2 separate regions of the Homo sapiens genome follow, and region 2 is linked to region 1. A link is a loop called in an ENCODE intact Hi-C map of the cell type or tissue named here. Cell type or tissue: mammary epithelial cell. All regions are shown on one strand. Links, peaks and the distances in the headings refer to the core of each region. The heading gives the core; the rest is flanking DNA.

Region 1 (15,650 bases), core at 373-8,372:
CTCATCATTCTCATTGTCCTCTCCTCCTCCTGCTGTACACAATTCTCTAGCTATTCCTTTCTTAGTATGTCTAACAAATTCTTCATACCTCACATTCTAGTTCTCATGTTCTTTTCTAAAACCTCTCCTGACTCCTTTAGACTGAAGTTTAGAGAGCCATGTTGGCTCTATTCCCTCTAACTACACTTCATTCCCACTTCGACCATAGTACTTACACCATAGTAAGGCATGCATACATCTGTTTCTTCCATTAGCTCCACATAAGCAGGGGAATATGTTTTATTCACCATTGAATCTCCAGGTCCTAGCTCAGTACCAGGCACATAGTAGATGCTCAATGAAAATTTACTGAATGAACAAAACAACTGGAGAACAAAGGAAGTGCCAAAATGTGCACTGCATAATAGAGATGAGAAATAAGAGTGAACTAATTCAACTGGGACTTCTTGGCAAAGTTGGGAGTCAGGCAGAACTTGAAGAATAAACAAAATCAGATAGGTGGAGAAGTATGGGGAGAAGACGTTTTAAATAAAGCATGTCATGTCCAAGATTACTTTAAACAAAACAAAACGGAACCATACTTACCTTCAGTTACTCCCCCAATAGCAAGAGAAATAATAGCTAAAACGTTTTCACATGATGAATGATTTATCTACCAACAGAGGAGAAACAATTTAATTTAGGGGCAAGAGTTCAGACTAAACTCGATTAACAGTAAAAACATGTACTCTGATATTAAATTGACTATCAGAAATATGGAATACAATATTTCTTATAGAAAACAATATTTTCTAATATGAAGTTACCAAAATTTAACAGTAACATATAGAATCAATAGTCGTAGAAGTATGTCAAGTAACAGGCAACTCACTCAAAATCCAATGGTCTCAAGAAAATGGTTATATTAGCAAGATGAAGGCTATAAGCTAATCAAGGACAGAAGTGCTGAAGCCATAACTCAGCCAGTGGCACAGGGCAAAGGCAGGGCTATGAGAATTAACTACTAATACACCCATGTGTCTGAGGGGTGGTTTTAATAGAAGGAAGACAGTGCTTAGGTTCTATAAAATCATAATAACCAGCATTTACTGAGTGTTCATTAAGTGCTGTTTTACACACAACAACACTGAAAGAACGGTATTTCCCCTCTCACAAAAGAAACTGAAGCACAGAAAAGGAAAAGAACTTGCCCAATGCCTCACAATGGAAAAGTGACTAAGTCTGAAGAAAAGGAAAGAATCATTTTTTAATCAGACTTGTCTGAGAGAAAGGGACATTGTACTATGGCCAATAGAAGGGAATCTAGCTTTTGGGGACCCAACCTTTGCTTGACCAAGAATAAACTGTTGAAACTTTTCCTTTCATTCAGGTGCCCCATTATTGGTAAACAAATTCAGATTTTTCATGGTTAGACTTCTCTACCGAAGTTGGAGAGCCCTCAGTTATTTATGTAAGTTTACTGATGAGGAGGATGCCAGAGGAAAATGAGGGAATGGAATCCCAGCTCCTAAGCTAAATATTCTTGGACTAGACCTTTTGCGCCACTACAGGATGTATCACTGCTTATACAGGAAAGTGAGAGAGCCCACCTTCACCTCTAGTTCTTCCTAAGACCTCATGTCAACTTTTCTTATCTCACTTGGAGAGGGCTCTTGTCATTTATTAAACCAAACCCTTAAAATGTACCTGTGCTATCAAAATCCTTAGAGAAATCGTATAGTCATCAAGTCAACTTTTACAAAGCAGAAAGGTTACTCTAAAAAAAGATGTTTAAATATCCATTCTAAGAAAAAAAGCAATTTTTAAATAACATGGTTTATTAATTTGTCAGTAAAATTTTAACAATGGAAAAACATACTTACAATTTCTTCTTCTAGAATACCTCTGAAAGCTTGGTCAAGGGTACATTTTTTTTCATTTTCACTATTAAAAACAAAAGACATCCTCATTTTTCAAACAGCTCAGGGTATGTATAAAGATTGAGGCAAGTATTTTTCATAGATATCAATGCCTTACCTGCCAGGTACCTGGCTGAAGGTACTTAACAATGGCTTGATGTTTTTGTTGTTCAAGGCCTCTCTGGTAGACTTCTAAAAAAAAATTAAAATGGCAAATAATTGTAAAGATTTTGCTTATTATTTGCTGAAAAATATATCGTTCATTGATAGTGTATCTTACTAACTAAAAAATGCTTATACCTGGGAAAAATTACCTATCAGTCATTCTCTCAGTAATCCTTATTCCAATGCTACTTCATGATACGGATCCTCATCACTTTAAATCTGGCAAGAGCTTCCTTGCTGGACTTTTTCATTCTAGGTGATATTTCTGTCTCTTTAAATATCACATTCATGAGTATTGTGCTTACAAAAAAAAAAAATCTCCATATGGCTCCTTATTTGCCCGTTTTAGTTTTGAAGCTTCATAGATCCCTCAAGGTCCTTGATAATGTTATCCCAATTTACCCAAACTTAATTCCCAATACTCCCTAACACATACTTTGCACTAAAGTCTAGCCATTTTTCATCACTTTATATCAAACTCATTCTACTGTATTCACACATTCATGTTGCTCTTCCTACCTGCTCATCCAAATTCTATCCATTCTCCCACACCCATGTCAGGTCTCGCCTCCTGGAGGTATCTTGTTCAGTCCCTGACACGTAGCACTCAATAAAACCATGCTGACAATCTGTAGATTGTTTTAAAGTAATCATAACTTAAAGACAAAAATATTGCAAAAGGCATTCATTCTATGAACACTCACATACACTTAGAAAGTCATCTTATTACCTCACAGGAATTAGATCTATCCTAAATGTGTCCATTCCTTGCTCTGCCACTAACAGGCTGAGTAATTTGGGGCCTGTTCCTTTATCTCTTTGTGCTTCATTTTCGTCACCAGTTAAATAAGAGGGTTTTTGTAGATTTTTACTACCAGCAGCAGCTACAGTGGCATCACCTAGGAAGCTGGTAGAAATGCAAAATCTCAGGCTCCCTTCCACACTTACTGAACAAGAATCTGCATTTCACAAGAAGCTTGAGAAACACTGAACTAGATGATCTCCAATTTCATGGTCCTTTTCAGGGCTAGTATGATTTTTTTTTTTTTTTTTGAGATGGAGTCTCCCTCTGTTGCCCAGGTGTTGTGCACTGGCATGATCTTGGCTCACTGCAACCTCCGCTGTCCGGGTTCAAGCGATTCTCCTGCCTCAGCCTCCCAAGTAGATGGGATTACAGCGCCCACCACCACGCCTGGCTAATTTTCGTATTTTTAGTAGAGACGGGGCTTTGCCATGTTGGCCAGGCTGGCCTTGAACTCTTGACCTCAGGTGATCCGCCCGCCTCGGCCTCCCGAAGTACTGCATTTACAGGCGTGAGCCACTGCGCCCGGCCGCCAATATGATCTTGGATAGTCCTAACAGTTACTCTTAGCAGGCTTTCAAAGCACCAGAGATTGCAGCAAAACGCACACAAAGAAAATGATTATGATGACATACACAAAATATAATCCATTTAAAAAAAACCTCACACTGTGTGTGTGTGTATATATATATTATACGTATACGTATATATATGTATATATATATATATATAACCCTGCAAACAAGAAAACTACTTACTACAAAGGATGAATTTTTCTTTCACACAATTTTCATCCTGGCATCCCTATAACTACCAAAACACAGCCGAATATCTGAGAAATGTTGGTGCAAATGCTAGAGACGAATAGAGTCAGGCAACTTAAAAGTGTTCTTCATACTTACGTTGCTGTGACGAGCAACATAAAAAGAACAGAGTGTCTAAAGTCAGAAAAACCACTGAAGTCACAACTTTTTGGGGGGTGTCAGCTTCTACCTCATGTACCAGGAATAACCAACTTAGCCTACTTCACAGTGTTACTCTAATAGTTAAATGAGAAAGTGATCTGTCAAGTGTTTCCCAAATGCTCAAAACCACCCTTCCACATTGAGCAAGAATAAAATAGCATCTGGTTACCCTTCCCAAGGTGATCTATCTGCCTTTTCCCGCTTAGGATCTCATCGATCGCTTAGGAGTTAGACACGGTGGGTTAAGGGGTGGTGAAGAGACGGCGGGAACAAGCACTTGGTAGCTCAGAAGGCTAGGGCGGGAGCCAGGTCTTTGGACTGAAACCACTCCCACCCTCCCCCTTCAGCAGCTCCCCTTCCCCTTCTCGAGACACCTGCCCCACTAAACGAGCTGAGAGGATGGACCCAACCAGCAGTAGTCTGCAGGTGGGCACTCCAAGCGGGGAGCCGAGGCGCCCAGCACGCAGTCCGGGGACCCGCTGGAGGGTGGGCGGAGGCGGACGGCCCAGCCCACAAAGAAGAGGCGGGTAGTGCGTCTTTCCCTACCCCTCAACCTCCGACGGGGCCCGGAGCGGACGCTGAGGCGGACACACCTCTGTCTCACTTTACCCCAGGGCAAAATTCGAGTAATTTCAGGGAGAAGAGGACAAAGCATAGCGCCGGGTCAGGCCTGCACCCTCCCCTCTACAGCTCACCGTAAACCGCGTCCGCGCTTCGGGCAAACTGAAGAGCGGCGGCGTCGGAGACATCTTCTCGGCTGCGCGTGCCCGCCACTGCGCTGCGGCGCCTGCCGATGACGTCAAGCCAGGAGCAACGAGACTGCGGTCTCTCTGAGCCCGGCTAGAGTGGCCTGTGAACACCGGTCGGGCGAGCTGGCAGTTGGGAGTTTCCCTAGCGACTCAGTTCGGGTGGGCGTTGGGCGCCTGAGTCAGCCAAACAGCCTACTCGGGGTTCTTGGGTAGCCTTTGGGGTGAGGGGACTTGGGCGGCCTTGGTCTGTAAGCTCTGCGTTCCCGGGCGTGGAAGAGACTGGCCGCGCACATGCGTTTCTGTGGTTTTCCTGGTTTGGGGAAAGCGGGTAAATGGTGGCTGGTTGCGGCTAACTGGGCCGCGCTAAAAGGTAACCCAAGGCAGGTGGATTACCTGGGGAAACAGCTGGAGCAGTGGTCCTGGGCCGCCAGTCCGCGGTCATCCCGGGAGCTTAAGATGCGGAGTGGTGATAGGCTCCGGATGTATGAGCCCTGTGGCTCAAGGGCGCTGTTCTCTCTGCTCCGAAATAGAAATAATACCTGTCTCACAGAGCTGTTGAAAAGCTCCACTGAAATAATGACCGCAAGTGTGAACTGTAAAGCAATGTAAGTAGTATTTATTATTAAAAGGTCTCTACTGAAAGAAAGAGACCTAGGAGGAATGCAGTGCCCGGCGCTGATTGGAAAACGGGTGGCGCTGCGTCCTGGGCCGAGGCTTCCCTAGCGAAAACCTTGTCTCCCTCCATTTCGTCCCTTGCCTGCCTTCCCAGGAGAGACGTGGCCGATAGAAGCCGAGTGGCAGTAACTCTAAGTTGGAGTTACACGGTGGAGAAGGAAGCACTGACTCAGACTCGGGTAACTTCCTCTTATTCCCTCACACGTGTATCTTGTTCCCTTCTTCGAAGTCTGTAAATTTAAAATCCTAAGCCCCCCAACAACTGAACAGACCCCCGTGAGGCCAAGGGGACACCAGCAAAATCTTAACAACTGAGTTCCCAGTCATAACGGGATGGGAGGTCAGACGGACCTGGTTATACCCTCTCCCTTTTGTGATTTAGAGGAGATAGCTGACTGGCCATAAAGTTAAAATAGAGGCCAGGCGCGGTGGCTTACGCCTGTAATCCCAGCACTTTGGGACGCCGAAGCAGGTGGGTCACCTGAGGTCAGGAGTGGATCACCTGAGGTATGGCAAACATGGTGAAACGCTGTCTCTACTAAAAATACAAAAATTAGCCGGGCGTGGTGGCACGCACCTGTAATCCCAGCTACTCAGGAGGCCGAGGCAGGAGAATGGTTTGAACCCGGCAGGCGGAGGTTGCAGTGAGCGGAGATCGTGCCATTGCACTCCAGCCTGGGCGACAAGAGTGAAACTCTGTTTCAAAAAAAAAAACGGAGATGATAGGACTGACGGAATTGACTCCATGGCAATAAGATACCAAAGTATAAACAGGACCTAAGCCCATGCCAAGCAAGGGTTAAAAGTCATGCATCCCTACGCTTGAAAAATAAACTATGTTCTCACTATGCTTCAAGGTTTTTCTTTAGCAGCTAAACAAGCGCTGGCCTCACAGTATTAAAACAATTTGCAGTTCATCGACCACCAGACACTAACAACCCTCTCCCACCAGCCGTAACTACAGCTTTTATTGATTTCAGTTACTTTCTCCTGATAAGAAGGTCACTGACCATGGACTTGTTCTGGCCAATTTGTAGTGATTGCATGCTTACGTAACTTCCTGAAAAGATATTTTGATGTATAGGACCAAACTGTAAATACATTTAAATGTTAAGTCTCCACCCCAAAGTGAACATGGATTGTCTGTTAAACATGCATATTTGTTTAATATGCATGTGTCAAGACCACTTTCATGAATATTCATAGCCGCTCCTCTAACTTGTTGAATATGTATGTTTAGCCAACCAGTTAAGCATAAAGTTCCTACTCCAACTCCTCCTCTGAAGTGTCTGTATGTGGTCTTGGCTGGAGGCATGCTTCCCAGCCTGCAGAATGGCCACCTTGCAGGCTGTAACTCCTTATAAGAAACAAAGTCTCTCCTTTTCTAAATCTATAGATCTTATGATTTTTTAGTTAACATGCACAATAAGAATACAGGAAGCTAAGGAAAAGATAACTGCAGAATCTTACTCCTAAGTGGGAATTGTGAACAATAATGACTACCTGAAATGTTACAGGCTTTTTAAGAATCAGCAAGATCATTCAGGTTTGGTTGTATACATTAAATTTACAAATTGGCAAAATAAAAATGATTTAATTCAGAATTATACTTTGTTTATCTGATACTAATTGTTGTAATAGGATTATCATATTACAGATGACTATTAACCATCTGGAACACAACTAAGACCTCAGAGGCAAGTACATTTTTTTCTTTTCTTAAGAGACAGGGTCTCATTCTGTCATCCAGACTGGAGTGTAGTGGTTTGATCATAGCTGACTGTATCCTCAAACTCCTGGGCTCAAATGATCCTCCTGCCTCCATTTCCCAAGTAGCTGGGACTAGAGGCATGTGCCACCAAGCTCAGCTAATTTTTTTATTTTTGTAAGACAGGGTTTTGCTATGTTGCCTAGGCTGGTCTTGAATTCCTGGGCTCAAGTGGTCCTGCCTCGGCCTCCCAAAGTGCTGGGATTACAGGCATGAGCCACTGTGCCTGACCTGGCACTTTTCTTATATTGCTTCTAGTCCTTACAACAATTTTTTACTTAGTTATATATTAATGAGTATACAGCCTCATTGGCTGTAAGTCACATGGCTAGAGAAAGCTAAGTTTGGAATTTGAGCCTAGCTGTCATCCCAAAGCCTGTATTTTTCTTAAGTCTTAACTCTTGAATCTTTACCATGGGCCTATTCAATGTTTCAGAAATTATTTCCTTACAATTGGATAAGGGCGAGGACCATAGTGTCATTAATAACAAAACATAGGCCCGGTGCGGTGGCTCACGCCTGTAATCCCACTACTTTGGGAGGCCGAGCCAGCTGGATCACCTGAGGTCGGGAGTTTGAGACCAGCCTGGCCAATATGGTGAAACCCCATCTCTACTAAAAATACAAAAATCAGCCAGGCATGGTGGCAGGCACCTGTAATCCCAGCTACTCGGGAGGCTGAGTCAGGAGAATCGCTTGAACCCGGGAGGCGGAGGTTTCAGCGAGCCAAGATCCTGCCATTGCACTCCAGCCTGGGCAACAAGAGCAAAACTCCATCTCAAAAAAAAAAAAAAAAAAAAAGAGTTTTTTGTTTTTTGTTTTTTTGTTTGTTTGTTTGTTTGTTTTTAAGTGGGTAATAACATCCAGAGGGCAGACATCCAGGAACATGTAACCTTTTCACTTATATTTACTGAGCACCTGTTTTTCCTCATGCTAGCTGGTGAAGTAAGATGGACGAAGGACTGCCTCTCTGTTAGGAAATAACTTGCATGGGAGAATCTAGGATGGATGGTTTAGATCAGTTCTAGGCATTCACATCTTCATTCCTCTTTTTTTTCCTTAGTGTGGCCTTACTTGAGTTCAGTTTACCATTGGAATGGTAAGATCTGGGAGGAAAGGACTAAGGATGCAGTTTAATCTGCTTTTCTTCTAGTTCTTATCCTGACTATTGTCTAGGCAGAAGGAAGCTTTTTGCTCCATGCTTACTGGTCGGCCACATTAGGATGTTGGATTGCAGGTTTGCCTTTTTCAGCATTTGGGCCCCAGCCATCTCTCCCTTTCTCTCATTTGTAGTTTAAGTGGATTGAAATAATTATATTTATTTAAAGGGAACTGATGTTTGAGTGGCAAAGTTGAATAAAAAGAATGAGACTCCTGCATTGTGAGAGGAATGGAACTGAGAAGAATAAAAATGAAAAAAATGGCCGGGCACAGTGAGTCACACCTGTAATCCCAGCACTTTGGGAGGCCAAGGTGGGTGGATCACTTGAGGCCAGGAGTTTGAGACCAGCCTGACCAAGATGGTGTAACCCTATCTCTACTAAAAATACAAAAAATTAGCTGGGTGTGTTGGCCGCGCCTGTAATCCTAGCTACCCAGAAGGCTGAGGCAGGAGAAGCGCTGGAACGTGGGAGGTGGAGGTTTCAGTGAGCAGAGATCGTGCTACTGCACTCTAGCCTGGGTGACAGAGTGTGACTCTATCTCAAAAAAAAAAAGGAAAAGGACGGCCCTTTATACTCTAGAGCTTAAATTTTCTTGGAAAAAGAGTAATTTTCATGAAAGCTATGTAGGGAGGCTGTATTTTTATAGCATAGTGGCAATTTTCAAGCATTTTATATTGTTGATATTGTACTGTTTGTTCAATATATTGAGTGCTTACTATCTGCCAGGCAAAGGTATAATATTATTGAAATATATATGTAGCACTATTTTATTATATTGCAGGTACTGTATATATCATTATCTAGCATATATTGTAAAATCCTGTTTGGTGGGCTCAGTTGGACCACATAATGAGCATAATTCAAGGTGAGAGATGGAATAGTGGGTCAGTTTTTGCCCGGGCATGCCAAGCTTCCCTGCAGGGTTAGTCAAGGGATTTGCCTGAAATTCTACCATTGTTTGGCTTGTTCCCCTTTCCTGTCCTGTTTTTCTCTCTCCCTGAGAGTATTATCTTAACAAATCATTTGCTTATGAATTATCACCTCAGGATTTGCTTCTGAAGATCCGGATTGTGTTCGTTTGGGTCTACATAGAAGCAGACACAGATACATTACACCATACATTGGATGTGCAAGAGATTTACTAAGGAGAGAGCAAGAGCAGGGAGGGAGAACTTGCAGACAGCAGTGCAGGTCTGACACTCACAGGAGGAGAAAAGGAAGGAATGTGGATTGGGTAAGAAGTTTCTGGGTACAGTGCAATTCCAAGAAAGGGTTGGCTTTGCAAAGAGTCCTGCAGTTTGTCAGAATGGGCCTGTACTAGTACCTTTGCCATCCTCATTCATTGACTGGGACCCTCAGAAAGCATGGCCTTGGTGCAAATGTGGTGGTTGATCCAGAGGGTAGCAGCTTGAGCTGTCAGTCAACTGTGGTCCCCGCAGCTGAAGATCTGAGTAGAGCATTATCATGGCCACCACACTGCCCTAAGATACTAATCATGTAGTAATTTTTTATTTGTATTCAGAAAATATTTTCTTTGTTTATTCTCAACAAATATATGTGAACCTAGCACTGTGAACAAAGAAGAGTTACTACCCTAATGAGGCCTTTATTCTGTGTGGGAGCAGGGTTATTTATTTATTTATTTTTGAGACGGAGTCTCGCTCTGTCGCCCAGGCTGGAGTGCAGTGGTATGATCTTGGCTCACTGCAACCTTGGCCTCCCGGGTTCAAGTGATTCTCGTGCCTCAGCCTCCTGAATAGCTGGGACTACCGGCACACAGCACCATGCCCAGCTAATTTTTGTATTTTTAGTAGAGATGGGGTTTCGCCATGTTGGCCAGGCTGGTCTCAAACTCCTGGCCCCAAGTGATCCGCCCACCTCAGCCTTTCAAAGTGCTGGGATTACAGGTGTGAGCCACCGTGGCTGGCCAAGGTTTTTTAAATAAATAAAAATATAAAAGAATTTTACTATGTGGTAAATGGTAGCATCTACTGAGTACTGTTGTGTGCTTGAATTCTAAGTGCTATTCATTTAATCTTCTTTTCAGCCTTATGAGGTAGGTATCCTTTATTCCCATTTTACAGATGATAAAACCGAGGCGAAGTGCTTAAGTAACCTAGCCTCAGCAACACTCAAAGTCAAAGAAATGAGAGACTAAGGTAGAGAATACTTGGGTAGTATTTAACTTTAAATAGGGTTGTTAGGAAAGGCCTCTGTGAGGAAGTGATATTTAAGCAAAAACATAAAGATGTAAAGGAATTAGTTGTATAATCATTTTATGGGAAGGGGGTTTGGCAAGGGAAGGCAAGGATGAGCGCTCCAGGTTGAAGGAGCAGCATGTGCGATGGCTCATGTTAGGAAGGAGGTCCACCTACTTGGGAACTGACAGGAGGCCTGTGTGACTGGAGGACAGTTAGCAAAATGGAGGGCTGTGCGGATTGAAGCTGGCGGCAGGGCCACGTGGGTCAGGACTTCGCAAGTCTGGAAGTTCACTCGGCACACAGTAGCCATCTGGAATCTAGTTGAACACAGAAAAGATTTTGAGAAGTTCTTAATTGTTTTGCATGAACAGTGGAGGATCATTTGCTTTCACTGGTCTCCTTGCTTCCACTCTGTGGAGCGTGATTTCCCTCACAGGACTGGTGCTTTTTCATTAAATGTTGATGATCATAAGGAAGGCTAAGATTGTTGAGTCCTCATAGCAGGGACTGGGGGACTGCTCAGCACATTTCTCACTCCTCCCTTGCCCTTCACCCCTACCCCCTGCCCCCACAACCCCGCTCCATTCTTGTGACAGAACAGGTGTGGGCGTGTTCATTGACTTCCAACCCCCTTCATGCATGGCTGACGCATGGGATGTTGCTGTCATGCACGTGTAACTGAATGGAGGGTTCCCTCAGGTGTTCTAGGCAATGGCACGATATTAGAGACGCCCTGAGGCAGAAAAAAATTGATGCAGCTGAAGTGAAGTGCTGTCAGTTTCACCTGTGTGGAGCTCGTTGCCATAGCAGTGGTTACAGTAAAACTGGGTCCAGAGGATGTGAACGAGGGCCAGGAGATGTACAATATAAGGCAGAAAAATGGCTGAATTGTTATCATACTCTTAAATAAGGAAAGCCAAAATAAACTGCTTTATTGGGTCTTGGCTAATTAAAAAAATAGAGGTTTAAGGATATATTTCTTAAGAACATAAAAGGTAATCATTAGTAGAATCCAAAATAATATGTACACCCCAAGCTCACTGGAGAAAATGAAAAAAAAGTAGCTCATATAACAAGAGTTAGAACAAAAAGCAGACTACAAAATAAATCTCTCTTTCTCTCTGTGTGTGTGTGTGTTTGTGTGTGTGTGGGAGAGAGAGAGAAGGAGAATGTGAAAATATGTGTAAGTACTGTACATATATGCATGTATATATTTTATAAATTAGAATGGTAGAAACAAAATCAGACATAAAGCAAAGGTCGATCTAGGCTGATGTTCACACAATTTGGGAAGGGGGGGTCTTTAAGAAGAATAATTAAAAATTACGAATACAAAATGAAAGTGAATATTGATTTGGAATGACAATAGAAATGGTGATACATTATGGATGTCACAAATGTTATAAAATCCAGAATAACATTAACTGCCTGATATCTCTCTGTAGTACTTTCTCCCAACATTTTGTTTTTTTTAAGAGATGGGGCCTCACCACGTAGCCCAGGCTAGTCTCAAACTCCTGGGCCAAGTGATCCTCCCAACTTGGACTCTCAAAATGCTGAGATTGCAGGCATGAGCCACTGCACTTGGCCTCCCCCAACATTTTTGGCTGCATATTCTTTGATCACCTCATTATATGACAATGATTATATAATATTTTAATTTAAAAGAACCAGAAAGATAATTTAGTATAGTGGATTTTTTATTATTATTATTGATAGTGTAGAAACTGAAAAAAGTTTCACAACTCACTATTGGGTGTTCCCTATCTGTGACTCCCTCTGCTAGTTCTTGCTCCAGTGACATTTCTTGCTCTGAGAACTCTAGTTCTTTGATATTGCTTGGTCTGTCACATGACAGTTGTTACAGCCAGAGCTGGCCTGGCCAGCCATGTCCTCCTGTCTTCGGTTCCCCTTCCTTCCACTGCCGCCAGCAAGCCAGTCTTCAGTGGGGAGAGGCAGCCTTGAAACTTGAGTGTTGAGCCCTGTGGGGGGAGCAGAGCAACATTTAAAAAATATCTTTGTCTTTGGTGTCTGGATGCTCAGTGGGGGCCACCAGGGAGAATTTGTCAATGAGGGCCAGGAAGATATAGTAGCACAGGCAAGTCTCTAGATAAAACAGAATACTAAAAAATACTTGATTAACCAAAAGATGTCAGGAAAGGAGGAACAAGATAAGATGGGACAAGTAGAAAACAAATAGCATGCTGACAGACTTAAACCTATCCGTATCAGTAATTGCATTAAAAGTAAATGGTAGAATAATAATAAAATTGGTGGAATAAAAAATAAATGCAATATGGAATCCTGAATAGGATTCTGGAACAGAAAAAGGACATTAATGGAAAAACTGGTGACACCCAAATAAAGTCTGGAATTTATTTGATTGTAATGTGCTAGTTTTGGTTTTTTAGTGTTGATGAATGTACTATGGTTATATAAGATATTAACATTTGTAGAGAATGGGTGAGGGGTATTCAGGACCTCTCTGTAGTATTTTTGCATCTTTTCTGTACATACAATGTTATTCCACAATAAAATGTTTATTAAAATGTACATAGACTAAATATCAAATAAAAATCATATACTATCAGTCTGGATTAAGAAAACAAGCCTCTGGCCAGGTATGCCTGTAATCCTAGAACTTTGGGAGGCTGAGGCAAGAGGATTGCTTGAGATCAGCCTGGCTTAAACAATAAAAATCAGCCAGGCATGGTGGTGTGCCACTGCAGTTCTAGCCAATTGGGAAGCTGACGTGAGAGGACTGCTTGGGCCCAGGAGTTCGAGGCTGCAGTGAGCTACCGTGGTGCCATTGCACACCAGCCTGGGTGACAGAGGAAGACCCTGTCTCAAAAAATAAAGAAAGAAAAAGAAAAAAGAGAAAACAAGTTTCAACTACCAACTGTTCAAAAGAATACACTTTAAAAATAAGAATAGGCTTAAAGTAAAAGAATGGAAAAATAAGCAAACACTAATCATGAGAAATACAGTATTACTATATTGAGGAAAAAGCAGCCTTCTAGATGAAGAGTATTATCAGAAGTAAAGAAGCTAATTTCTTAATAATTAAACAATAATCTAATCAGGAAAACATAACAGTCCTAAACATGGATCTATTTAAAAACAAAACCTCATATGAAGCAAAAATTGGCAGAACTGAAAGGATAGAGAAATCTATAATTATAGTTGGAGATCTTAATACATTTCTCTCAGTATTTGATAGAACATATATAAAAACATACAATATTTGAACGCTATTTTCAAACTTGACATAATTGATATTTCTAAAACAGTACACCCAACAAATGCAGAATGAATTTTTCAAGTACACATGGATCATTCACCAAAATAGACCATATGCTTGGTCATAATGTGAGTCTCAAAACAACCAAAGGATTAAAATGATACAGAATTCGTTCTCTTACAATAATGGAATTTAGAAATGAAAAACAAAGGATATCTAGAAAAATCAACTATTTGGGAATTAAGCAACAAAATCCTGAAAGAGCATAGGTCAAAGAAGAAATCACCAGGGAATTTAGAAAATATTGTATACTGATGGTAATGATAATGATAACTTACCAATATGACTGGGTGCAGTGGCTCACGCCTGTAATCCTAGCACTTTGGGAAACTGAGGCAGGCAGATCACTTGGGCCCAGGAGTTCAAGACCAGCCTGGGCCGCACGGTGAAATCCCGTCTCTACCAAAAATACAAAAATTAGCTGGGCGTGATGGCATGAGACTGTAATCTCAGCTACTTGGAAGGCTGAGGTGGGACGATGATTTTATTCTGGGAGTTGAAGGTTGCAGTGAGCCAAGATCATGCCGTTGCACTCCAGCCTGGGTAACAGAGCCAGACCCTGTCTCAAAACATCAAAAACCAAACAAACAAACCCAGAAACTTAGTAGTATTTGTGGATGCAGCTAGAGCAATGACTGAGCAAAATCTATAGCTTTACCATATTTTATTTTGTAGTATAATTTGTATACCTTGGATGCATATATTAGAAGAAAGGTTAAAATCAATTTAGTAAATGTCCATCTCAAGAAGTGAGCAAAAGAAGAGCAAATGAAACCCTAAGAAAGTAGACAAGTAAATAATAAATATAAGGACAACAGAATAGAAAACAAATAATAGACAAAATGAACAAAACCAAAAGTTGGTTTTTTGAAAAGATTAATAAATTAACCTTTAGCAATATAATCAAGAATAAAATAGAGGAGCAAAATTATCAATATCAGAAATGAAAAAGGGACATTGTTACAGATCCTACAGGCATTAAAAAGATAATATGATATGCCAGGAATGGTGGCTCACACCTGTAATCCCAGTACTTTGAGAGGCTGAGGCAAGAGGATCACTTGAGCTCAGGAGTTTGAGACCATCCTGGGCAACACAGGGAGGCCCTATCTCTACAAAAAAATTAATTAAAAAAATTAGCCAGGCATGGTGGCACACACCTGTTGTCCCAGCTACTTGGGAAGTTGAGTCGGGAGGATTGCTTGAGCCCAGGAGTTGGAGGCTGCAGGGAGCTACAATAGTGCCACTGCACTCCAGAGCAAGACCCTTTCTCAATAATAATAATAATAATAGGTTATTATGAAAAACTTTAGGCCCATAAATTGGAAAATTTAGAAGACAGAAAATTTTTGTAAAACACAAGTTACTAAAACTGACAAAGAAAAAATAGAAAATATGAATAGTCCTATATCTGTTAAAGAAATGCAATTGGTAATCAAAAGCTTTCTCCAGAGCAAACTTTAGGTCTAGATGGCTGCGTTGGTAAATTCTACCATACATTTAAGGAAGAAATGATACCAATCTTACACAAGGTCTTTAGAGAATAAACAGTGAGAAACCATCTACCAACTTGTTTTGTGAACCTAGCATAACTCTGATATCGCAACCTTAAAAGTACATTACAAGAAAATAAAATTACAGATAAATATCCCTTATGAACTTAGGTATAAAAGTCCCAAAAGAAAAAAGGAAGTCCTGGCTGGGCACGGTGGCTTATGCCTGTAATCCCAGCATATTGGGAAGCCAAGGCGGGTGGATCACTTGAGGTCAGGAGTTTGAGACCAGCCTGGCCAACATGGTGAAACTCCATCTCTACTAAAAATACAAAAATTAGCTGGGCGTGGTGGCTTGCACCTGTAATCCCAGCTACTCGGGAGGCAGAAACACAAGAATTGCTTGAACCTAGGAGGCAAAGGTTGCAGTGAGCCAAGATGATGCCCTTGCACTCCAGCCTGGGTGACAG
Region 2 (15,650 bases), core at 7,221-15,220, 570 kb after region 1:
GTGGTGTGATCTCGACTCACTGCAGCCTCGACCTCCCAGGCTCAAGCAATCTTCTCACCTCAGCCTCCTGAACAGCTGGAACTACAGGCGCGTGCCACCATGCCTGGCTAATTTTTATATATATATATATACGTATATATATATATATATATATGTATATATATACATATATATATGGATATATATGTGTGTGTGTGTATATATATATATATATATTTTTTTTTTTTTTTTTTTTTTTGTAGAGGAGTGGTTTCTCCATGTTGCCCAGGCTGGTCTTAGACTCCTGGGCTCAAGTGATCTTCAGGCCTTGGCCTCCCAAAGTGTTGGGATTACAGGCATGAGCCACCACGCCCAGCCTCATTTACATTCCTGTCTTCAATTCCTAGTATAGTGCCTGGTATGTAGTAAGCATGTGATAAAAATTTTAAGAATATTTAGGGCCGGGCGCGGTGGCTCACGCCTGTAGTCCCAGCACTTTGGGAGGCCGAGGCGGGTGGATCATGAGGTCAGGAGATCGAGACCATCCTGGCTAACACGGTGAAACCCCGTCTCTACTAAAAATACAAAAAATTAGCCGGGCGCGATGGCGGGCGCCTGTAGTCCCAGCTACTGGGGAGGCTGAGGCAGGAGAATGGCGTGAACCCGGGAGGCGGAGCTTGCAGTGAGCCGAGATTGCGCCACTGCAGTCCGCAGTCCGGCCTGGGCGACAGAGCGAGACTCCGTCTCAAAAAAAAAAAAAAAAAAAAAAAAAGAATATTTAGTATTGTTGTCTCTGAGAAAAACATAAGTTATGTATCTAAATTCTGTAGCCCTATAAGAAAATCTGTGTGTGTGTGTATATATATATTATATATATATATATATTTTTTTTTTTTTTGAGACGAAGTCTGGCTCTGTTGCCCAGGCTGGAATGCAATGGCGTGATCTAGGCTCACCGCAACCTCCACCTCCCGGCTTCAAGCGATTCTCCTGTCTCAGACTCCCGAGTAGCTGGTATTACAGGCATGCACCACCACGCCTGACTAATTTGGTGTTTTTAGTAGAGATGGGGTTTCTCCATGTTGATCAGGCTGATCTCGAACTCCTGATCCCAGGTGATCCACCCGCCTCAGCCTCCCAAAGTGCTGGGATTACAGACATCAGCCACCACGCCTGGCCGAAAATCTGTATATTTTTAATATACAAAGTTTAAGAACAACTAAGTTTTATTTATGCAAAAATGTTTATTTGATTTGAAATGAAACTTTGGAGAAGTTATAATAGCAGAAGTCAAATGTCTTCTTTTCCTTTGTGTTTCTTAATTATGTTGCCTTTTTAACCTTTCATTCTAAAATAGTTTCTATGAACAACTAAACAAGACATGATGGTTGACTCAATCAATAAAATATACAGTATGTTTGCATCATGACATATTTAGATTTCAGTGGCACAAATATAATATTACGTTATGCCAAATAATACTTTATATTTTTCAAATTATTTTATTATCACATTTGATCCGTATAACAATCTTAAAAGATGAATAGGTAGATGTCACTACCCCCATTTTACAGGCGAGGAAACTGAGGAATGAGAAATGCAAACCAGTATGCCAGTCACCAAGTGTCAGATTAATTACTGAGCTAGAGGCCAAACGAGGTGGCTCAAGCCTGTACTTGCAGCACTTTGGGAGGCCGAGGCAGGCGGACTGCTTGAGCTCAAGAGTTTGAGACCAGCTTGGGCAAGAAAAAGAATTAGCAGGGTGTGGTGGTACATGACTGTAGTCCCAGCTGCTTGGGAGGCTGAGGTGAGAGGCTCGCGTGAGCCCGAGAGGTTGAAGCTGCAGTGAGCTGTGATTCTACCACTGCACTCCAGCCTGGGTGACAGAGCAAGACCCTGTCTCAAGGTGATGAAATGATTAGAATTATCCCAAATCTACTATCCCGAATGGTATAGTTATTTTGTATCATTGTATAATTTTCTCCTGCTACTCATTCCTTCAGGTTCTAAGGGAGAGTAAGTTCTAGTTGGTTTCCAAAAGCCCCAACTTAAATGGCTTCCTGGCAATTTTGATCTTAAAGATTGTCTTTTTTTAAGCTGGCCAGAGCAGCTGGCATAAAGAGAGAAAAAAAAGATTATGTCTTTTCTTCTTCTCTCTCTCTCTCTCTCCTCTAGTACCTAGAACACATGCAGAAGGTGCTTAGTATACTCGTGAGCAATGAATACATAAATAAAATGAGTTTAGAAGAGACCTGGGAAAGTCTGGGTAGTGGAATGGGAATACTCTTCTTTGTTAGAAGATAATAGATACCTCAGCACTGGGACATCAGCAGTGATAATCCTGCGTCACAGTTGGTGAGAAGCAGCGGGAAATCAGGGGGAAAGGAGGTAGAGGCAGGCACAGTGGCAGCCCAAGGAAATGAAGGCAAACTGTGGTCATGAGACCAAAGACAAGGGGAGCTGGGGAAGGGAATGATGTCATCAGAACAACAATAGAGGAAGATGGTTTTGGCAGCAGCTTTTGAATAGACTTTGAAGAAAAAAATCAGAGAGAGGGGAAAAAGGAAACGGGAAACGGAAGTCTGTTGAGAACTCAGCATGACATTTGGAGTGGGTGGAGAGCTTCCTGTATAGCTTGATGTTTGGAACATCTGGTCACCTCTTACAATAACAAAACCTTAGAAATTTCAAGCTTTCTCAAGTGGCCAGCTTAGAATGAGTGTGAATTCCATGGCCAAACCGTCATTGCCAGAAGACAGGAATATCTAAAGAAAGAAAAATTCAGACAGAAACTGACTCTTAACACTGAGAACACCCCCACTAGTTTTTTGATGTAAGTAGTCCTATTTGTCAATGTATCTATGCTTTATTTTTGGAATACAGTATTGGCTTGGTATTAAATTTAAAGTGTTAAGTCTACTTTAATTCAATTATCTCAAAGGGCTAAGGTTAATCAACAGATTTACAAAGAAAGCAATTGTTTTCAAAGCTTATGATTTTCACTACCCATTTTTCTGGTGTATTAATTTTTGCTAGAGTCCATACCTTGTTTCATTTGCAATATTGGCTGAAATTTTCCACAACTCAATTGTGCCCTCTAGTGTTTATTAGCATTTAGTGACGGCCACTTTGGATGTTTGTTTGTTTGTTTGTTTGAGACACAGTCTCGCTCTGTTGCCCAGGCTGGAGTGCAGTAGCATGATCTCGGCTCACTGCAACCCCCATCTCTCAGGTTCAAGCGATTCTCCTGCCTCAGCCTCCCAAGTAGGTGGGATTACAGGTGCCCGCCACCATGCCCAGCTAATTTTTGTATTTTTAGTAGAGATGGGGTTTCACTGTGTTGGTCAGGCTGGTCTCGAACTCCTGACCTCGTGATCTGCCTGCCTCAGCCTCTCAAAGTGCTGGGATTACAGGCATAAGCCACTGCGCCCAGCCCAATCCCAGGTCTTCAGACAAGGTAAACTCATTGTCAACCAGAAAATGTTTAAATTCACCTATAGCCTGGAAGCCCCAGCTTTGAGCTGTCCCACCTTTCTGGACCAATCCCATGTATTTATTAAATGTATTTGATTGATGTCTCATGCCCCTCTAAAATGTATAAAACCAAGCTGCACCCCGACCACCTTGGGCACATGTTCTCAGGACCTCCTGAGGGCTGTCTCATGGGCCATGGTCACTCATATTTGGCTCAGAATAAAACTCTTCACATATTTTAGAAAGTTTGACTCTTTCTGTCGACAATAGGGAGGTGCTGTAGGATGTTAGGCACATTATTACCAGCTTCGCCATGTTTTTGAAAGTTTTTATTATAATTCTATTGCTAATAGTGTGGTTAACCTCCATATAATAATACAGTAGTCCCTCCTTGTCTGTGAAGAATACATTCTGAGATCCCCAGTGGATGCCTGAAATCGCTACAGTACCAAACTCTATAGATACTGCGGTTTTTTGTAGATATAGACACACACATATCCCTATGATAAAAGTTAATTTATAAATGAGGCACAGAAGAGATCAACAACAATAACTAGTGATAAATCGAACAATTTTAACAATATGCCAGCATCCCTACCCTTGTGCTTTGATGCCATCATTAAGTCAAAGAAAGCTTACGTGAGGGAAGTGGCTCCTGTAAGGGCGCAAAGCAGCGTGGCAGGGGTCCGAGCTGGGGTTCTGTCCCCGCTGGGCTGCCGCCCCAGCTGGACTACCGCCAGGGAACTCAGCGCCAATTACCTCCAGGAGAAGCTGCAGCGGGACCTGGAGGCGGAGCATGTGGAGGTGGAGGACACGACCTTCAACCTGTAGCTTCCGAGTCCTGGTGGTGTCAGCTGCTGCTTCAGAGACACCAGCTGGTGAATGCGTGCCTAGCAGAAGAGCTCCCACACATCCATGCCTTTGAACAGAAAACCCTGACCCCAGAGCAGTGGGCCCGTGAGCAGCAGAAATGAGGGACTGGAAGCTGCACAGCCATTAAATTATAAATCTGGACCCCCCCCAAAAAAACAACAAAAAAACTTACATGAGCACACACTCTTCAATACCGTGACAGTTGATCTGATAACTGGGCCAGCTACTAAGTGATTGATGGGCAGGTAGTGTAGACGGCATGGAGACACTGGACAAAGGGATGATTCACAACCAGCCCCAAGCAGGAGGAAACAGGACAGCGAGAGATTTCATCCTGGTTATCAGAACAGCGCGGGAAACTTATTAATTGTTTATTTCTGGAATTTTTCATTTTTTTTTTTTTTTTGAGACGGAGCCTTGCTCTGTTGCCCAGGCTGGAGTGCAATGGTGTGATCTTGGCTCACTGCAACCTCTGCCTCCCAGGTTCAAGTGATTCTCTTGCCTCAGCCTCCCGAGTAGCTGGTATTACAGGCACCTGCTACCACACCCAGGTAATTTTTGGTATTTTTTGGTAGAGACGGGGTTTCACCACGTTGGCCAGGCTGGTCTTGAACTCCTGATCTCAGGTGATCCACCCGCCTCAGCCTCCCAAAGTGCTGGAATTACAGGCATGAGCCACTGCGCCTGGCCAGAAGGCTGTATTTTGTATGACTATATTTATATGACATTCTGGAAAAGAGAAAACTGTAGCTATTAGGCACTGTTCTAAGTACTAGACAGACAATACGTGATGATGCTAGTCTTTGAAATAGAAAACACAGGAGAAAAAGCAGGATAGCAAAGGGGGAAATGATTACTTGAGTGCTGGGCATGTTGGGTTTGAGGTGTTTGAGGGAAAGCCAGTGGAAGTGTCAATGGGAGGCAGAACTCAGGAGCACTGCCAGGGCTGGAGATAGATTTGGGAATCAATAACATGTAGATAAGAGCTGAAGCTGTGGAACAAATGAGATTCCCGAGAGAGAGAGAATGCGGAGTGTCCACTTAGTCCAGCCCCAGCCCTGAGCTGAGCCAAAGGGATGAGCAGGAATTAGCTAGGAAAGAAGGCCGAAGAGGTCATTTCAGGCGGAGGAAATAGTGATAGCAAAGAAACCTGCAGGTCCCTGGGATCAACTGAAAAAGCACAGGATTTGTAAATTTAGAAAGGAGGGCTAGGCATGGTGGCTCACACCTTTAATCCCAGCACTTTGGGAGGCTGAGGTGGGAGGATGTCTTGAGCCCAGGATTTTGAGGTCAGCCTAAGCAAAATAGAAAGACCCCCATTTCTACAAAAAATAAAATAAAAATAGCTGGGTGGCGTGTGCCTGTAGTCCCAGCTACTCCGGAGGCTGAGGTGGGAGGATTGATTGCTTGAGCCCAAGATTTCAAGGCTGCAGTAAAGTATGATTGCACTGCACTCCAGCCTGGGTCATAGAGCAAGATCCTATCTCAAAAAAAAAAAAGAAAGAAAGAAAGAAAAAAAAATTTAGAAGGAGACTTGGTTGTTTTTTTTTTTTTAATAAAGGATTACAGCCTGCAAGGTGGCCGTTCTGACAGGTTGGGAAGTATAGCCTCTGGGAGAGGCTGAAAGGCAGGTTTTTCAAGGGAGACGGGAATTATGCTGAGGGGGTTGGCCAAACATACATATTCAACAGGTTACAGGAGGAGCTATGAATGTTCATGAAAGGGGTCCTGAAGCATGTAGCAAACGTGCATGTTACATGTGACCCATGTTCACTTTGGAGCGGAGACTTAACATTTAAATGTATTACAATTAGGGCCTATACATCAAAAGGTGAAGCAGGGACATGAAGCCTCTCAAGTGCACAGCTTCTGTAAACTGGCCAGAACCAGTCCACAGTTGGCGGCCTCTTATCAGGAGAAAGTAACAGAACTCAGTCTCTGGTCCAGTCAAAGCTGTAGTGATGGCTGGTGGAACGAGGAGTCGGTCTAAGTGTCTGATGGTGGCTGAGCTGCAACTGCTTCAACATTGCTCATCTCAAGGCCAGTGCTTGTTTAGCTGCTAGAGAAAAAGAAAACCCTGATGGCAGTGGGAACATAGTTTATTCTTTAATTCTAGGGAGTACATGACTTAATCCTTGCCTGGCATGCATGGCCTTAGGTCCTGTTTATAATGTCGTATCTTATTGCCACAAAAAGTCCATTGTGTCAGGATTATGAGCTCCATTTTAACATGAATGCTGGTCAGATTTTGTGCCAAATCTGCAAAAGGGAAGGGATATAATGAGGTGTGCCTGCCCTCCCATTCTGTCATGGCTGGGAACTCAGTTTTTTAGGTTTCTCACCGGCACGGTGGCTCCCGCCTGTAACCTCAGCACTTTGGGAGGCTGAGGTGGGTGGATCACCTGAGGTTGGGAGTTTGAGACCAGCCTGGCCAACAGGTGAAACCTCGTCTCTACTAAAAATACAAAATTAGCCGGGTGTGGTGGCACATGCGTGTAATCCCAGTTACTCGGGAGTCTGAGGCAGGAGAATTGCTTGAACCTGGGAGGTGGAGGTTGCAGTGAGCCGAGATCGCGCCATTGCACTCCAGCCTGAGCAACAAGAGCAAAACTTCACCACGAAAAAAAGAAAAAAAGGTTTCTCGGGGGTTCTCTTGGCCAAGAGCAGGTTCGTTTAGTCCGTCTCTATGAATCTGACTATTCCAGTACCTCAGTGGACTCATACAGAATTTATTGTCAGTGTCTGGCTTATTCAGATCAGTGGTTCCTTTTTTTTTTTTTTTCTGAGTCAAGGTCTGATTCTATTGCCCAGGCAGAAGTCCAGTGGTGCAATCTTGGCTCACTGCAACCTCTGCTTCCCGGCTCAAGTGATCCTTCCACCTCAGCTTTCTGAGTAGCTGAGACTACAGCCACGCGCCACCGCACTGGCTAAGTTTTGCAGAGATGGGGTTGCGTCATGTTACCCAGGCTGGCCCCGAACTCCTGAGCTCAAGCGATCTGCCTGCCTTGGCCTCCCAAAGTGCTGGGATTACAGGCATGAGCCACCATACCCGGCCTCCACAAGTGATTTTGCTGCTCAGTCAGGGTTAAGAACCATTGATCTGGGGTGGGGGGAGGGGGGAGGGATAGCATTGGGAGATATACCTAATGCTAGAGGACGAGTTAGTGGGTGCAGTGCACCAGCATGTCACATGTATACATATGTAACTAACCTGCATATTGTGCACATGTACCCTAAAACTTAAAGTATTTAAAAAAAAAAAAAAAAGAACCATTGATCTGAGGTCGGGCACAGTGGCTTACACCTGTAATTGTAGCACTTTGGGAGGCCGAGGTGGGCAGATCGCTTGAGCTCAGGAGTTTGAGATCAGCCTGGCCAATATGGTGAAACCTGTCTCTGCTAAAAATACAAAAATTAACCAGGCATCATGGCACACACCTGTAATCCCAGCTACTCGAGAGGCTGGGGCAGGAGAATCACTTGAAGCAGAGGTTGCAGTGAGCCAAGATTGTGGCACTGCACTCCAGCCTGGGTGATAGAGCAAGACTCTGTCTCAAAAAAAAAAAAAAATTCACTTTTGGAGCTTTGAAAACCTGCTAATGCCTGGGCTATGCAGCTAGCGATTCTGACCTACATGGTATGAGGAAGGCGTCAAACACCTGCATTTAGAAAGAGCAAGTGAGAATGCCTGTTGTAGAAGTAGAAGATGGGAGGGGAATAGCATGACATGAGCTGCAAGAGGAAAGGCTGCGGCAGAGGGATATAGCAGTGACAAAGCACCTCTGAGGTTTGAAAGGACGAGGACTAGGGACAGCCACTGGGTCTGGCAAACAAGGTTTCATCAGAACCTTTAATAGGAGCAGTTTTAGTAGAAGAATGAGGGAAGAATCATTGGTGAGAAAGTTCTCTGAACTCTGGAGAAATTGGAAGCAAAATTACAGGTAGAATGGGAAGGTTTAAAGGATGGATGGAGATACGGTTAAATAATTAGGTAGAAGGGATGGAAATAGAGGGACTTGATGCCTGAGAGCTTCTATTTTCATTTTCTTTCTTTTTTTTTTTTGAGACGAAGTTTTGCTCTTGTCGCCCAGGTTGGAGTGCAATGGTGTGGTCTCCACTCTCTGCAACATCCGCCTCCCAGGTTCAAGCGATTCTCCTGCCTCAGCCTCCCAAGTAGCTGGGATTACAGGTGGGTGTCACCGTGCTCAGCTATTTTTTGTATTTTTAGTGGAGATGGGGTTTCACCATATTGGCTGCGCTGGCCAACTCCTGACCTCGGGTTATTCACCTGCCTCGGCCTCCCAAAATGCTGGGATTACAGGCGTGAGCCACTGAGCCGGGCCAAGAGAGCTTCTATTTTCTTTTTTTTTTTTATTGTACTCTAAGTTTTAGGGTACATGTGCACATTGTGCAGGTTAGTTACATATGTATACATGTGCCATGCTGGTGCGCTGCACCCACTAACGTGTCATCTAGCATTAGGTATATCTCCCAATGCTATCCCTCCCCCCTCCCCCGACCCCACCACAGTCCCCAGAGTGTGATATTCCCCTTCCTGTGTCCATGTGATCTCATTATTCAATTCCCACCTATGAGTGAGAATATGCGGTGTTTGGTTTTTTGTTCTTGCGATAGTTTACTGAGAATGATGGTTTCCAATTTCATCCACGTCCCTACAAAGGACATGAACTCATCATTTTTTATGGCTGCATAGTATTCCACGGTGTATATGTGCCACATTTTCTTTTTTTTTTTTTTGAGACGGAGTCTCGCTCTGTCGCCCAGGCCGGACTGCGGACTGCAGTGGCGCAATCTCGGCTCACTGCAAGCTCCGCTTCCCGGGTTCACGCCATTCTCCTGCCTCAGCCTCCCGAGTAGCTGGGACTACAGGCGCCCGCCACCGCGCCCGGCTAATTTTTTGTATTTTTAGTAGAGACGGGGTTTCACCTTGTTAGCCAGGATGGTCTCGATCTCCTGACCTCATGATCCACCCGCCTCGGCCTCCCAAAGTGCTGGGATTACAGGCGTGAGCCACCGCGCCCGGCCAGTGCCACATTTTCTTAATCCAGTCTATCATTGTTGGACATTTGGGTTGGTTCCAAGTCTTTGCTATTGTGAATAGTGCCGCAATAAACATACGTGTGCATGTGTCTTTATAACAGCATGATTTATAGTCCTTTGGGTATATACCCAGTAATGGGATGGCTGGAACACTTTTACACTGTTGGTGGGACTGTAAACTAGTTCAACCATTGTGGAAGTCAGTGTGGCGATTCCTCAGGGATCTAGAACTAGAGAGCTTCTATTTTCTAAGTGGCACTTCAGGCACAGTCACCAGAGGCCACATGGCACTGGTGACCAAGAACATAGGTTTTACAGCCAGATGACCTAGGCTCACATTCTCAGTCCTTTGATCTCTGTTCTTCTGATTCTCATTTGTAAAATGGGGATTTTTTTCTGCCCTGTAGGACTGTTGCGAAGGTTAAAGGAGTTAGTACCTATGATGTTTTTGGAATAATATCTGGCATGCAGTGAGGACTCAGTTTTGTGTTAACAGTGATAGAAGCAAGGAATGGGTTGGATGGCCAGGTCATCTCTGTGAGGCATGGAAAAAGAAACCCACTAGAGCTGCAAAGCGGTGTTCATAGTGTCAGTGGCCCAGCTAAAGCTGGAAACCATTAATTTTGTAACAGAACCAACTAGTGACTATTTTATTTTTTTTGGCAGAACTCAGCAGCAGGAAGAAGCCAAGGTAAGGCATTAGCCAGGGAGGTGGGGCAGAAGGGCCAGGGGCTGGAGAATCTCCAGTGCTCCCATGACTGTGGCCACATGGTTCAACTGTGATCCAGGTTGGGGTTCGTAAACTCAGAGGTCAGGGGGACATCAGGTGTCTGAGCCCTGGCAGAGTCCAGGGGAGATTTAGAGGCTGTGGAGGAGGTGGAAATGCAACAGGGAAGAGAATTATGACCACAGAGAGAATATCAATACGACAAGCATGTTTGAGGGCTCCCGGCTCAGAGTTTATTCCACTCCATCAATCATTTTCTTCTTCTTTCTTATTTTTATTTTTTATTTTTTTTTGATACAGAATCTCCCTCTGTTGCCCAGGCTGGAGTGCAGTGGTGGGACCTTGGCTCACTGCAACCTCTGCCTCCCAGGTTCAAGTAATTCTCCTGCCTTAGCCTCCCCAGTAGCTGGGATTACAGGCACCCAGCTAATTTTTGTATTTTTAGTAGAGATGGGGTTTCTCTACTGGCCATGTTGGCCAGGCTGGTCTCAAACTCCTGGCCTCAAGCAGTCCACCCGCCTTGGGCCTCCCAAAGTGCTGGGATTACAGGTGTGAGCCGCTGCACCTAGCCTCATCAATCATTTTCAAACTCTTCTGAGGAACCTGATGGTTCTTCAGCGATGCCTCAGGAATGATTCTTTCAATCAGGGCGACTCCATTTTCATTTGTTGAGACGTGGGGGCGTGGGTGGGGTGGATGGGGGCAGTGACAAAAGTATATTTTATCAATAAAATTTGACTAAAAAAAGTGGTGTTGCTTGTTTTTTGCTTCTGGTTTGAAAACCACTTTGGTTTGGCTGGATGAACTTGGGTTTGACAGTGAGGAGGTGTATCAGTCCGTTTTCACGCTGCTGATAAAGACATACCTGAGACTGGGTAATTTATAAAGAAAAAGAGGTTTAATGGACTCACAGTTTCACGTGGTTGGGGAGGCCTCACAATGAAAGGCACGTCTTACATGGCGGGCAGGCCAGAGAGACAGAGTCAAGGGAAGGGGGAACCCTCTTCTAAAGCCATCAGATCTCGTGAGACTTATTCACTACCACGAGAACAGTATGGGGGAAACTGACCCCATGATTCAATTATCTCCCACCGGGTCCCTCCAGCAACACGTGGGAATTCTGGGAGCTACAATTCAAGATGAGATTTGGGTGAGGACACAGCCAAACCATATCAGGAGGCATAGTTCTGTCTCCTCCAAACTAGCAGTGTAGTTTGGGCTAGGCCCTCACCTTGCTGGGTTCTCAGTGCTCTTTTTGGGAAATCGGCGGGCTGCCCTAGGTCTTTGCGAGCTGCCTTCCCTGAGGGCTGGAGTTGAGTTCACAGCTGTGCAGCGTCTGTGGAGCTCTGCGGGCGCCACCTGGTGGTCAAAACTGGCAGTGCCGTTAGCGGGCTCAGCGGGACGTGAGAACCCAGGCAGCTTGCTAGATGGGCTTCTATTTACATTAGAGAACAATCTCTCCAGGGGACAGGGTGCCCTAACCAGGGTAAGAGAGCTCTTTTGTTAGAATAAATTGAGGATGAGCTGAACATGGCACAGTAGCCAGGATCTCATCATGAAAATCAGAATAACTCATCCACATATGTGAATAATTTATGGCATATGCAGCCTGTTGGAGAGAGAAGGCCCATGCTATTAGTCAGAACTTACTTACAATCAGCTTGCTTCAATTAGGTTTTCCTTTATTGAAACAGTGACCTTGAAAATGACTTCATTTTCATATTCAGGCCTATCTCATGTGTTTCCCAGAATAGTTATAAAACTGATCTGATGTGTGTGCTGTTTATGTTCCAGCACTTGTTGAGTGGCGATGAAGTCAGGGTCACTCTACAATGAGCCACGACAGCCTCTTTTGTCTCTAAATAATTTTTAAAATGGCTGATTGGTAATACTGGAGAGCCAGGTGTATGATTCAGAAGGGTTACTGGAACAAAAAATTCTGAAAATGGCCTTGGATTGTTAATTTCCTATCCATGGGCATAGAAGGTGTCTGCAACACAGGCTCTGTCACAAAACAAATGATATAAAATGATAATAGAGCGGAAGTGGGAGGGAGTTTTTCTGTCATTGTGTTAGTCCCTGAACCCTCAAGGAAAGAGATAACAGTGCCTCTGGCTTTGGACTACAGATACCCACTCCCTTTGTTTAACTCCTACTTTTTTTTTTCCAGAAAAGTTTCAGACTAAAAATGTACCCTCCAAAGAAGTAGCTTCAAAAACTCCTTGCAAGAGCTCAGTTCCTTTACATTTATGGTCATTTTATTTTCTTTATGAGAAACTTGTGGATTAAAAACTATAGGCTAGGTGTGGTGGCTCATGCCTATAATCCCAGTACTTTGGGAGGCTGAGGCAGGAGGATCCATTGAGCCCAGCAGCCTGAGATGAACTGGGCAAGATAGGGAGACCCCACATCTACAAAAAAAAAAAGAAAAAAAAAAGAAAAATTAGCCAGCTGTGGCAGTGCATGCCTGTAGTCCCACATACTCAGGAATCTGAATCAGGAGGATCTCTTGAGCCCAGGAGTTCAGGGTTCATAGTCTCAACCTCCTGGGCTCAAGCAATTCTCCTGCCTCAGCCTCGCAAAGTGCTAGGCTTGCAGGTGTGGGCCACTGTGCCTAGCCATATCTTCATCTTTTAACTCTCTCTTCAATTGGCTTCAGTGACACTATTATCCAGACTCTTATTCTTCCTCTTTAAAAATCCCTTTTCAGTTTTTTTTTTGAAAATGCGAGTGTGTATGTGTGTGTTTGTGTAAGTTCTTGTTTGCCATTTACTGAGCCCCTCCTAAGTGCCAGGCACTGTAATAGTTTGCATACATTTTATAGTGTAATCCTCTGAATGGCTTCTTGACATCAGTACTTTAAATTTCCGTTTTACATGATGAGCCCATGACTCAGAAAAGTTAAATAACTTGTCCATGTTCTACAGAAAGTAACAGATTCAAACCCAGAGACACTGGTGTTCAGAGGTTGAGCTCTTACTCTCTGATGTTATACTGACTCCTCTATCATGCCTCTTGAAGTTTAACCTTCCTGAAGGTGCTGTCCACAGTCCATATTTCCCTAGGGAGTATTATTCTCACCCAGGGATTCAATGACATTTTTAAGCTGATGCATGTGAAGTCACTGTGTGCACTGTCATTCCACACCCATGCCCACTGAGCATCTCTAAATTCATGTCCCATAGGCCATGCAATTTATCAAAGCCCACATAACATGGGAATTTTACCCACTTCCAGCTTCATCCCATATTGCTCTTCTACTTGGTCAGGGCACTCCAGCTGGAATGAGACCACCACTTCTCCTGTTGTCCTTCCCAGCTTCTCCCCCACCTCCCCTTCCCCTAGTTTATAAGACAGGAGAAAAGGGAGAAAGCAAACAGTTGGAAAGAAACAGAAGTAAGATAAATAGCTAGACGACCTTGGCGCCAACACCTGGCCCTGGTGGTTAAAATAATAATAATAATAATAATAATAATAACCCCTGACCAAAACTACTGGTGTTATCTATACATTCCAGACATTGTATGAGAAAGCATACAATGAGAAAGCACTGTATGAGAAAGCGCTGTATGAGAAAGCACTGTAAAACTGTAAAACTTTTTGTTCTGTTAGCTGATGCATGTAACCCCCAGTCACGTTCCTCACGCTTACTTGATCTATTATGACCCTTTCACGTGGACCCCTTAGAGTTGTAAGCCCTTAAAAGGGCTAGGAATTTCTTTTTCGGGGAGCTCGGCTCTTAAGACACGAGTCTGCCAACGCTCCTGGCCAAGTAAAAACCTCTTCCTTCTTTAATCCGGTGCCTGAGGAGTTTTGTCTGCGACTCGTCCTGCTACACAGCCACACCCAACCTCCTTTCTGTTTCTCAAAGATGTCAAACTCATTCCTGCTCCAAGGCCGTTGCCCGGGCTCTTCTCATTTACCAGCATATACTTTTCACTGCTTATTTCACAGCTGGCTTCTTCTTGGACTTCTTGTCTCAGCTGAATTGCCATCTCCTTAGAGAAACTTTACGGACCATCCTATCTATGAAAGTGTTTCCCCTGTAGTTTTTCCTGATCACATCATCCTTTATAATTATCTTGGATTTTGCTTGGTTGTTGTCTATCTGCTCCCATCAAAACATATGTCCCTTGAAGTCGTCATTTGTTCAGGCACATATAAATATTTGTACAGGTTGTGCACTGTGCAAGGACACCTAGCTGAGGTGGGTGTGTGGGCTCAAATCTAGTCTGCCTCCACTTTCTGACCAGAAGGGCTATCTTTAAAAAAATTGTACAAAGACACCATCCAGGGTAGCAGTGGATGTGGCCCTGTGTGTCTTATCCAGCAGTTTATTTTCATAGTCTATAACAGTGACTGGTACATATTAGGCTTTCATAAAATATTTAGCAAATGAATAAAAGGGGGTGATGTAGCTGCAGGACAGTATTTTTTTTTTTTTTTTTGAGATGGAGTTTCCCTCTTGTTGCCCAGGCTGGAGTGCAATGGCACAATCTCGGCTCACTGCAACCTCCGACTCCCTGGTTCAAGCGATTCTCCTGCCTCAGTCTCCCAGTAGCTGGGATTACAGGCATGTGCCACCACGCCTGGCTAATTTTGTATTTTTAGTAGAAACGAGGTTTCTCCATGTTGGTCAAGCTAGTCTCGAATTCCCGACCTCAGGTGATCTGCCCGCCTCGGCCTCCCAAAGTTCTGGGATTACAGGCATGAGCCACTGCGCCCAGCCTGCTTGGTTATTTTCTATCCTGGCTGGGAGCAGTGGCTCAAATCTGTAATTCCAGTACTTTGGGAGGCTGAGGCAGGTGGATCACAAGGTCAAGAGATGGAGACCATCCTGGCCAACATGGTGAAACCCTGTCTCTACTAAAAATACAAAAATTAGCCTGGCGTGGTGGTACGTGCCTGTAATCCCAGCTACTCAGGAGACTGAGGCAGGAGAATCACTTGAAACAGGGAGTTGGAAGTTGCAGTGAGCTGAGATGGCGCCACTGCACTCCAGCGTGGCGACAGGTGGAGTCTCCGTCTCAAAAACAACAACAACAACAAAACAAAAAAATCTGTCCTGCAGCTACGTTACTCCCTTTCGTTAATTCACTAAATATTTTATGAAAGCCTAATATGTACCAGTCACTGTACTCCAGCCTGGGCAACAAGAACGAAACTGCATCTCAAAAAAAAAAAAAAAAAAAAAAAAAAAAAGGAAAATAACCAAGCAGTTCTAACATTTAAAAATTTTCCAATTGCATGTAGGGTAAAACTGAAATTCTTTCTGTGGTCAGGACCTACCTCCAACCTATATCTACCGCCTCATTTCACACCACCTTGGTTGCTATGATAAATTGCTGTGGTTCTTTTTTTTTCCTTGTTATTATTATTATTATACTTTAAGTTCTAGGGTACATGTGCACAACGTGCAGGTTTGTTACATATGTATACATGTACCATGTTGGTGTGCTGCACCCATTAACTCGTCATTTACATTAGGTATATCTCCTAATGCTATCCCTCCCCGTCTCCTGAGCCCACGACAGGC

The links. Peaks named below come from ENCODE experiments on the same cell type or tissue, not always from the same donor. Only the 100,000 strongest peaks of a DNase experiment are listed, where the experiment ranks them.
Region 2: it touches region 1 in a loop (2.6-fold over the local background); 8 of 110 quality-filtered maps call a loop at or near these places.

Annotation. Positions count from the first base shown.
Region 1 is chr18:263,441-279,090 of GRCh38, forward strand. THOC1 (THO complex subunit 1) reads right to left here and starts at 4,607. Exons shown (of 21, transcript NM_005131.3): 1 at 4,526-4,607; 2 at 2,017-2,090; 3 at 1,863-1,923; 4 at 586-652. The coding sequence starts at 4,579. RefSeq lists an enhancer at 4,476-4,945 and a silencer at 5,336-5,515. In mammary epithelial cell, for the core only: a CTCF peak has its summit at 5,262; a DNase peak (open chromatin) is centred at 4,661; H3K4me3 peaks cover 2,093 bases; H3K27ac peaks cover 2,105 bases.
Region 2 is chr18:828,046-843,695 of GRCh38, forward strand. It overlaps the pseudogene BOLA2P1. Among named protein-coding and RNA genes, the nearest start is that of YES1, 24 kb to the left of the region's middle. RefSeq lists an enhancer at 2,279-2,845. In mammary epithelial cell, for the core only: a CTCF peak has its summit at 11,476 (motif pointing left); a DNase peak (open chromatin) is centred at 11,456.